Regions from separate parts of the Homo sapiens genome. Here regions 2 and 3 are each linked to region 1. The links are chromatin contacts, found by Hi-C or POLR2A ChIA-PET in ENCODE. All regions are on one chromosome and are shown on one strand. Each heading gives the region's core, a stretch centred on a gene start or an enhancer-like site at or near the end of the contact. The rest is flanking DNA. Distances are from core to core; before and after follow the strand shown. Region 1 holds the start of CTSC (cathepsin C). Region 2 holds the start of CWC15 (CWC15 spliceosome associated protein). Region 3 holds the start of PCF11 (PCF11 cleavage and polyadenylation factor subunit).

The links. A loop is a pair of places that touch in the nucleus more often than their neighbours do. ChIA-PET counts read pairs that join two places held with the same protein, here RNA polymerase II (POLR2A). Pooled maps may share reads with other maps.
Region 2: a loop to region 1 is called in a pooled map, with 14 times the contacts of the local background. The contact joins the promoter of CWC15 here to the promoter of CTSC in region 1. A Hi-C loop is called at or near these places in 4 of 50 pooled maps. POLR2A ChIA-PET finds 5 or more read pairs at or near these places in 2 of 52 experiments (MCF 10A and T-cell).
Region 3: a map of naive thymus-derived CD4-positive, alpha-beta T cell shows a loop between it and region 1 (22-fold over the local background). The contact joins the promoter of PCF11 here to the promoter of CTSC in region 1. A Hi-C loop is called at or near these places in 1 of 168 maps with a recorded cell type or tissue (naive thymus-derived CD4-positive, alpha-beta T cell), 2 of 37 single-sample maps with no recorded cell type and 5 of 50 pooled maps.

The regions. Positions count from the first base shown.
Region 1 is chr11:88,336,117-88,339,437 of GRCh38, reverse strand. It overlaps CTSC (cathepsin C), which reads left to right and starts at 1,702. Exons shown (of 7, transcript NM_001814.6): 1 at 1,702-1,937. The coding sequence starts at 1,766. LOC101929174 (a long non-coding RNA gene) reads right to left here and starts at 1,554. Exons shown (of 5, transcript NR_188511.1): 1 at 1,382-1,554. RefSeq lists an enhancer at 1,707-1,986.
Region 2 is chr11:94,971,751-94,975,071 of GRCh38, reverse strand. CWC15 (CWC15 spliceosome associated protein) reads left to right here and starts at 1,516. Exons shown (of 7, transcript NM_016403.4): 1 at 1,516-1,574; 2 at 2,879-3,017. The coding sequence starts at 2,887. KDM4D (lysine demethylase 4D) reads right to left here and starts at 1,363. Exons shown (of 3, transcript NM_018039.3): 1 at 1,004-1,363. RefSeq lists enhancers at 1,110-1,259, 1,580-1,749, 1,464-2,239.
Region 3 is chr11:83,155,569-83,158,889 of GRCh38, reverse strand. It overlaps PCF11 (PCF11 cleavage and polyadenylation factor subunit), which reads right to left and starts at 1,759. Exons shown (of 16, transcript NM_001346413.3): 1 at 1,259-1,759. The coding sequence starts at 1,450. RefSeq lists silencers at 594-653, 2,104-2,183 and enhancers at 1,454-1,703, 1,000-1,789, 1,854-1,903.

The DNA of each region.
Region 1 (3,321 bases), core at 453-2,952:
TAAGAGGTCCACAAGATCTTTTTCTATTATTCAATCATTGAATAAAGACTGTTTTAAACTTTCTTTACAATTAAGTGTGTTGCTTTGATTACATTCATCAAAGAAATTTCCACCTAAACTGGCTCTTCAATATTGATGACCTAATACAAATTTAATGTTTTAACAATCAGTAACACACCTTCCTAGAGATTCAGGAAGGGAAGCTTAATCTGTCAGGGTATCTTTAAATAAATAGTGTGTTAGCTTAATTATACAATGTCAGCTTTCAATTCTAAGAAGGTATATAAAACCTAAAAGCAAGGTGTTCCCCAACCCCCCGCCACCAACCCCGCCCCAGGCTTTGGAAATTTGTGCCCCCATTGAAGAGTATTTTCACCTCTGAACTTTCAAGGACAACTCCTTTTGCCTCATTGAAACTGGCTTTCAAGCTTGGCAACCAAGATAAGAATATTAAGTACACTTATTTTAACACTCAAGGACACTTTCTGAATAAACCAGAATCTAGGGAGATATAAGTGAATAATTTGGACCTGCTCTCTTTGAATGTTTATAATCTGGTGGAAAAAAAATGGACATATGAATATTGATTTGTGACCAGTGCAAAGGGGGCAAAAATTCATATCCCAAAGAAAACGGGGACACATCAGGTCTGTCTTGTTCATCACTGTGTCCACAGGGCCTGACACCTAGTAGGCTCAGTGGGAGAAAGGAGCCCCAATTACCAACAAAAGCCAGGAAAGAACGGGAGGCTCTTACGGAAAAGGGTGATACTTAAACTGAGCAAGGAGGCACCTGGAAATAGTGCCACCTAATAATTTTTGGCGATCAGACTGACACACTAGAACGGTTCATAAGACCAGCCTTCTCCCATTGGCTAGCTTCCTTCCTCACCCTTCTCACCCTGGGCAAGCCGCTTCCTCTCTCTGGGCCTCTTGCTTTTCCTCTGTAACATAAAAGGGGTTGAGCAATATCATCTCTGAGAGCGCCATGTGTGTGCGTGCCAGAGGGAAAACCCCCACAACGCTAATACATCAAAACTGCAGGTTTGCACAAAAACTGAATTCTGCTGAATGCAAACAGGCAAACAGCATTTACCAGGAAACAAAACAAAATCAAGCACATAAAAAAGTAGGAAGAGTTGGAAAACGGAAGGAAGATAAGTTCTCAAACAGCTGGAATAGTTGATGTTAGCTAGCGAAGTTTTTCAGAGGAAAAAACAAGAAGTTGGTTATGAGGCAAGTGGACCTGAGAAAAAAGACTAAAGGGGAAGAATAGCAAGTAAAACAGAACTCCACTTGCTAGATCTCTCCCTCTGTCGCGCTCTTTCACCTGACCCACTCCCTTATTCCCCCCACACCCTTTCCTTCTCTCCCTACGTTACCGCACAGGAACGAAGTCTGGGTCATGTGCGGACCGCTTGTGGCTCTTAAATCCTCTTTTTGTCACCCTGGCCGTGCAAAATTTTGAAACGTCCCTCGGCAAAAAAAATAAAAATAAAAAAAAAAAATCTGTCCCTGGCCTCTTCCCTAGTTCTGGGTCCAGTTGCAGCCAAGTGAGGGGCAGCGCGCGCTCCCAAGTCCCCGTTTCAGAGACGCGCACGCGCCTGGCGCCCAACCCCCAATCCCCTGCTGCTCAGTGACCCCGCCCACGGGTTTCCGGGCCGGCGTAGCTATTTCAAGGCGCGCGCCTCGTGGTGGACTCACCGCTAGCCCGCAGCGCTCGGCTTCCTGGTAATTCTTCACCTCTTTTCTCAGCTCCCTGCAGCATGGGTGCTGGGCCCTCCTTGCTGCTCGCCGCCCTCCTGCTGCTTCTCTCCGGCGACGGCGCCGTGCGCTGCGACACACCTGCCAACTGCACCTATCTTGACCTGCTGGGCACCTGGGTCTTCCAGGTGGGCTCCAGCGGTTCCCAGCGCGATGTCAACTGCTCGGTTATGGGTAAGCCGCCGGCTCGGCAGTCCTCCGGGTCGTCCTTTCTGCCCTTGAGCCCCTAACGCAGCGCCACGCCAACTACCGCTTCCCCCCAGGCAGACGCTTGTGGGTGGCCAGAGCATCTTGACTGGATTCGGGGACCCTTGGGGACCTTCTTCCCCGCCAGGCTCGCGAAGTTAAAGTTCATCTGCTGAGAACTTCTAACTCCACACTTTCTTGGTTATCTTGGGGACTCAACACTTTGATCAAGAACTTTTTTATTCCTCCCGCTTAATTTTGTTTGCTTTGAGAGAGACTTGGGAACTGCAATCGTTTGGTTCTCCAGTCCGATCTGGTAGCGTTATTTTTAAAATTTATTTTTATTTTTTATTACTATTTTACTAGTGAAGATAGATGAGCTCAGAGACTCTCGAGGATATAGCATGAAGTTTTCTCTTTTTGTTAGATGGTGGGAAAGGGACTTTCTGCCCAGCGATTTTGGTTTGAGCGGGTGTTGATGAGTACTAGAAAACGGCTAGTACCACTCTGCATTGTTTCATGCATTGCAAGGAGGTAAAAATTTTTTAAAAAATTAATAACAAAGAAAACTTAACTCTGAACCTAGTAATTAGAAATGCCCAGAGTCTGCACAATGTTTGGCTCATGGAAGGCTCTCAATAAATACCTAGTGTTTGAACATACTGGAGATATTCCATATGCCTTCAGATAACATGGTTACCCCTAGAACAAAGAACCTAGTGAAGGGGGTGGGGTGGAAAAAAGACAATCACTAGTTAGAAGAGTCACACTGTGGTCTACCCAAACCCTCTTACAGCCTGTGACTTCTGCAGAGTCAGTAAAAAATCAGCTATAATTTTCTTGTCAACAGAACAAAGATTAAGTCATTTGTTACTAAAGAAATACCTTTTTAACTGACTGTATAGCATTTCATAATCCTGAACATTGTAACTTTTTTTTTTTTTTTTTTGAGAATGGAGTCTTGCTCTGTCACCCAGGCTGTAGTTCAGTGGCGGGATCTCGGCTCACTGCAACCTCCGCCTCCCGGGTTTAAGCGATTCTCCTGCCTCAGTCTCCCGAGTAGCTAGGATTACGGGCACATGCCACCACGCCCGGCTAATATTTTGTATTTTTAGTAGAGACGGGTTTCACTGTGTTAGCCAGGATGGTCTCCATCTCCTGACCTCGTGATCCGCCCGCCTCGGCCTCCCAAAGTACTGGGATTACAGGCGGGAGTCACCACGCCTGGCCTTTTTTTTTTTTTTTTTTTTAAATTTGAGTTTGAAGGTTGGGGCAGAAAGAGATCAGGATTTGCACTGCCCTGTCACATGCAATCTCCCATGTCAGAGCATTACTCTCAAACATGGAAAAACTTTAAAATACACAACTCTCC
Region 2 (3,321 bases), core at 267-2,766, 6.6 Mb before region 1:
TAGAGCTTAGTGCGTAAGCGAGTGACTGATTGGAAGTGAAGTCTGGAAGGTAGGCAGGAACCAGACTCCGTGGGGTCTCAGGTCACATTAAGAAATGTGATTTTTATTCTAAGTGCAGTGAAATTGTACACAGGATAGTAACACCATTTTATTAATTTTAAAAGATCACTCTCTTGGCTATATGCAACACTGACTGTAGGATAAAAGATGACGCAGGAAGATATAATAGGAAGCAATTACAATCCAGGTAGGAGATGGTGTTGGCAAAGGCAAGGGTAGTGGCAGTAGAATAAAATTGCGGGTGAGTTTTAAAAGTAGAATTGTTAAGACCTGTAAATGAACCGTATGTGAAGAGTGAATGAAAAGGAATTTAAGTAGGCACTCCGGGATTTTGGTTTGAGTAACTAGCATGATGATCGCGTCTTTTAGTGAGACTTGTTAAGACTGGAGGAGGGATACCTTCGGTAAGAAAAATCAGGATTTTCATCTTGAACTCTATGACTGAAAGGGCTTTTTCTGCTTTTCTTTCTTCATTAAAAAGTTGCAAAGAATTTAGGGGTAAGAAAGCATTTAAATATTCAATTTTGTGAGTTCCTTACATTTTAAACTAAGTTGGGGAAGTTGAATTTTCATTTGTTTAACAAATATTAATTGAGCAGCTACTATACGTCAAGGTCTATGTGATGAGATACCAAGATGAGCTAAACAACCAAGATCTCTATTCTCAGAATTTGTTTTTATGGAAGGGAGGAGAGACGACTGGTAGGTTTTTGGTTTTCGGGTTTTCTACTTTTCGTTGTCTTATTAAAACTTAACACTTAAGTAGCCATCTTAATAATTACATCTTGTGCTCCTGGTAGTTGGGCCCACCATTGTAAACGCTCTCGTAAATACTGACATCTCCCCTCCCACTAAAACTAACGTTTTTTAAATAAGAAATTTTAGCAAACATTACGAATACAACCTTTGCTTTGAAGTGTTAATATTTTTGCAGGAATGGTACCTTTGTAAAGATCGTGGTTGCCCCGTACATATTTGTTCTTTCTTCATATCCAATTAAATGAAAACACTAGTTTTTCCGAAGCCCAACTCTCTAGGTTTGTTGGTTCTAGCTCAGGAGAAAGGATGGAAGCAGGAGTCGTTGGATTTAAACAGTTTGGTGTAATCCTTTTCCACGCTCTCTCCCGCTAGCCGGGGACGTGGTGTCGGCTACCCGGGGCTTTCCGTCCACGCAGTACCGGAATGAAGGAGTCTGGGAGGGGGTCGGGGACGGAAAAGACGGAAGAGACATTAAGTAATTGGTTCTTGAAGGTATAAAATGAGGTTTAGGGTCTACTCTAAGGCACTGATTTCAAACGCCCGCCCCCTGGGCCGCTTCGGCCCCGCCCCTTAGTGCCGTTACGCCGACTTCCACTTCGGCCACTGCGGATTGGTCGTTGCTTCCGCCCCCGAAGCGCTTGGATTTTGCTTCCGGGTCGTAGGCGCTAGCTCTGGGCGCAGAGGTTTCTGGGAGCCAAGAGTGGTAATGGCGTCTGTATGATCTTCGGAGCCTGCTGCATCGGACCTCGGCCAGTGTGAGCGGCAAGAGGATAGGAGATTATCTTTCTTATCGCGATGGGACGGGAAAGGGCAGTTGGGGTCGGAGTCGGCGGCAGAGTGCAGAGCGCGGGCGGTGGAGGCCCTGGAGCAGCGGGCTAGGGGCGGAACCGAGTGCCTGTCAGGCGCGTCTGGAGCTCTTGGGCCCGCCGAGGAGATCGCAGCGTACAGGCAGCTCGCCTACTGCGTAAAGCGAACCCCAGGTCCTCCCTTCACTACCCTTCGCACCCCTGCAGTGCTGGGCACGGGTGAAGAGGCAGCGAGTTTCTGGTTATAGCCAAAGACTAGCTCACGGGAGGCCGGAGTGATAATTCCGTGGGTGTGTGGGAAGGGGCGGCGCCCCCAGCGCCAGATAACCCTGTTTTCTTCTTTGTATACATGTCTCTACCCTTTTTGAAAGTTGAGAGAATTAGCATCGCCCCCCCCCCAAAAAATCCTCCCAATTCGCCCACCCTCCCCACACACTTGCTTTTCCGACACTAACAGGGTTTTAGTGACTGCATCTGCTGCACAGTATTCTTGTGACTGCTCCAAGCAGAAAGTAACTTGAGGAATGAGTCCCTGATTTTTGGCATCAGAATCCTCTGGGGGTGAGGTTCCTGTTTTTTTTGAACAGGCCTTAAATTATAACCCACAAACGATCTAATTTATAGTATGATGCCTGTTGTAGGAGAAAATTGGCTCAACAAACGGTTGTTTAAGAATTTTTTTCTGTGTAACTGTCATTGAAGTTTAACACACTTTTCTCTGGGACATTTAGTAACTTTGTCAGTGATATTTTTTGTTTGTTTTTAGCTTTTGTTTCTACTAGCCTATTTGCTATTGTGTGAAGTTTAGATAAAATGCAAACCTTACAGAGTCTGGTAGAGTAAGGTTGAGTTGGAAATTTTTAAAACTCAGTCATGGCAGTACTGTATTTTACTAGGGTTTTGACATGTCAAGTGTCATAATTCTTATAATCTATGAGGAATATCTCCATTCCACAGATGACAAAGTTAAGCCAGGTGACTTGCTCAAGCCCATATAGTCAGAAGGAGAATAGGGATGCAAACTCAGATCTTCATGACAGAATTTTTTGTACTAAGGCAAGCCTGAGAAGCCATATTCCTTGTACAGCCTAAGCCTCATAATTTGTTTTCTTGAAAACTTTTGTTTAAGAAGATTAAGCAGGTTTTGGGGAATGAGTTTTAGAACTTATTTTACCAGTATGGATATTGATTAATACTCTATAAAATGAGTGTTTGTAATGTTGGAAATAACTTGATTATATTTTTCTTCAAAGCATAAAAGATGACAACAGCAGCCAGGCCAACCTTTGAACCTGCCAGAGGTGGAAGGGGAAAAGGAGAAGGTGATTTGAGCCAACTTTCAAAGCAGTATTCAAGCAGAGACCTACCCTCTCATACAAAGATAAAATACAGGTAGTAAGACTTTCTTTTTTTATTGTTCACAAAACAAGACCAGATCTGTTAAATGGCATGGTCATGATATAGTAGTATGTTTGAGTTATGTCACTTATCTATTTTCATAGGAATAGAATGCAATAGGATGTTTAACACTAAAATTCTGCTGTGATTTTAAAATGTGAAATTCCTACTAACCAGGAATTTTCATATGTAGATAGAACAATAAATAATAGAAATAATAATGCCTCAGAGTATGCACTATGAGCACCAGTCAGTATATTAAAAGTATTACTGTTAAGTTCTGAGTTGATATAATCCT
Region 3 (3,321 bases), core at 510-3,009, 5.2 Mb after region 1:
AAGACAAATACATATTTTATATGTTTTATTCACAAATTTTATAATACCAGTCACACATTTCAAAACCATTTATTAGAGTCAGACCACTCAAGTTTTACACTAGACAGAAACCGTCTCTAAACAATATATTGGTGGTTGTTGTTAAAGTGGCCTTTAAAAAGGGGTTCACTCTGCTAAAAGGAGGCTCATCCTGATAATTGCAATCACTAACAACTAGAAAAAACTAAACCGTGAGTACAAGCTTGAAAAATAAAATGTAGCACTGGGACGCTATTAAAACTCATTGTAACTAAGTTGAACAGTAACTTTACTTAAATGACATATCGCTCCCATATGAATCCACAGAAGAGGAGGACTACAGGGAAATATAAGGTGGCAGAGGACCACTTCTGTCAAGGGGTAAAGAAAAACACTCCTTCGCTATCAGGGAAGGGAGAAAAAGAGAAAAGGAAGAGGAGGAGGGACTGAACTTTTCAGAGAAACTGCAAGTACTTGTTACCCTCTGGGCCAGTTCTCCACCTACAGGTTGGATAAGATCTCCTCCCCCCACCCAAACCCCACCCTCAACCCCACTTGCCCCTATTTTGGGACAAATTAGACCCTCCAATAGGAGAATAAAAGTTTTATCTAGCCGCCCCCACCCCAAAATGGGGCTGACGGGAGTGAGCAGCTGCCTGGCTGGCAGGGAATGGATTCTCCTCTCTTCCCTTTCGCATCATGTGCTTTTCAGGCGCCATGTTGGGCTCCTAACAGGCGGCTGCTCCACTCGGGGCCAAATCCCTATTCCCACCCACCAACAGCTCGCTCCCAGGTCCCCCTTCACCTCCTTCCAACCCACAGAACACAATTACCAAAAAGGGTGCTTGGGGAAAATGGGAGACCCACTCTCCCACTTCCCAGGGAATTAAAATGGCTTATGTTAACTCTTACTTCCCCAAACCACAAACTGCCTTTAAGTCTCCCCCACCCCAAAGGGCTCTATTCAAAGCGTGTGTGTGTCGGGATATACAATGCGGTGGCCTAAAAAGGGAGTTGGAAAGCGGAAGTGGGACTCCACCCTTTATCCTCCCCACTCCCTCCCCCCCAGAGGCCCATGCTCGAAGCCTGGGCCAAAGACCGAGCCTGAGTTGGAGGGGGGTGGGGGGGTTGGAGAGAAGGAACACTGTCCCCCTTGGGATGGAAGCGAGACCTGGGATGAGGCTGACACTAAAATCAGGGAGTATTAGAAGTAATAGGAGGCTGCGGGGTGTATAAAAACCTTGGCGGTTTGGGCCTCGATGAGAGAGACGATCTCCTTGGCGAAGGGCAGGTTCTCCTCGGCTAGAATGGTCAGCATATTGATGTGCGGCTTGCTATTGAAGGTCAGGTCTTCGAGCGATGACTGATAATCCCGACAGGCGTCCTCCCGGGCCCCCGCAGCACCGGCCTCGGCCGGCGTCTGCTCTGACATTGCGCCGCGGCCCCCCTCCGAGGTCCGCTGCAGCTGAAGCTGAAGCCGCTCTGGATACCCCGCCTCCCTTCCGACTCCTCTTCCTCTCCCCGGCTCTCTCGCGGCTCCGGCTTCACCACATGCTGACCGCGGAGGGGGGATGGGGGACGACACAGGGGGAACCTCGGGTATGAAACGCCGCCGTCTCGCGGGTGATCTCCGTCCACTTCCAGCCGCCACAGAAGCTTCTTTCTCCACAGACACAAAATGGCGGCGGCAGTGGCGGCTCCAGCTCCGAAAATGTCTGTGTTCCCAACCGCTGCGTCGTGCGAAATGAACTAGGGGAGGGGAAATGTGCGGTAAAAGGGCGGGGCCACTGATAAAACCAGGCGTGATTGGCTGTCCCGGCAACGTCACGAGCCCCGCCCCCGGCCCTTCCGCAGGACGCCCTGGCACCGCCTTCTTCTCCGGCCTCTACCCGGACTTTCGCAACATCTACTGCTCGGAGGCGCACTGGAAAAGACGGCCCTTCTCATTGGCCGATTCATAAGGGACTGTTCGGTCATTTGTTACCATAACAACCCATTCAGGGAAGCCAATAGGCCTGGGAAGGCAGTTCCCGCGGCCCAACCCAACCACTTTGAGAAGAAGACTCAGCCGTCCCCTCTTCGTCCCTCCCTCTAGCTTCCCAGCCACTGAGCGGGCCTGTCAATCATCTTTCCTCCCGCCTGCCCCGTAGCTGCTACCGACGGTGGGGGTTGGAGGGAGCGGGGGTTGGAGGGAGCGGAGGCTTTCTGCCGCCGCACCCCCTCTCCCTTAGCGTCTCAGGTGCTCTGGAGAGCCAGGGCGGGTCCAGCTGCCCCTCTGGGAACTGGGAAGTGGGAGGGAGGTGCCCAATTTACCCGGAACTTCGGAAAGCACTGCTGGAGAGTTTCTTCCAGCACGCCGCTTCCCACACCCACAAAAATACCTAGGCGAGCTTGCCTGACTTGAATCCCCAGGAAAATGCCTTTTATTTAGAGATTAAGTGTGAAAGGCTTTTTCCTTGGGGGTTTGGAGGAGCTCTTTAAGGAGCCCACTATGAGCTCTAGGAAGAGTTTTTCACAACAGCCACACCCAGCTGGACCGTAATATCTCCACTGTGAATCTGCATTTCAGAACCTCCTTAGCATACACTATTTGGGGCACGTAGGAAAACACACACGCGCATGCACTTTTGTTTTAAACTTGTGGGGCTGTCTTCCCAGGTTGGAAATGATGCTCGTAAAACACACAAAGCTTTCAAATAGTTCACCGTGGAGCTGCGACATAACACAAACCAAACGTAATTTTTTCATTGAGTAGCGATATTGACCTAAATATAAGCTTTTAAAATGTGTCAATTACGGGCTGGGCGCGGTGGCTCACGCCTGTAATCCCAGCACTTTGGGAGGCCGAGGCGGGCGGATCACGAGATCAAGAGATCGAGACCACCCTGGCCAACATGGTGAAACCCCGTCTCTACTAAAAATACAAAAATTAGCTGGGCGTGGTGGCGTGCGCCTATAGTAGTCCCAGCTACTCGGGAGGCAGAGGCAGGAGAACCGCTTGAACCCGGGAGGTGGAGGTTGCAGTGAGCCGAGATCACGCCACTGTACTCCAGGCTGGTGACAGCGAGAGTCTGTCTCAAAAAAAAAAAAGTGTCAATTACCTAAAATTGCTTTTCCATTGCCTTCCGTAGGCTACTAGGCATTTGAGAGATAATTTGTTGCTCCCCAGAAGAAATTGCTCTTAAAAAATAAACTTAGCCGGGCATGGTGGCGGCCGCCTGTAATTCCAGCTACTTGGGAGGCTAAGGCAGGATCACTTGAACTCGGGAGGCAGAGGTTGCAGTGAGCCGAGATCGCAACACC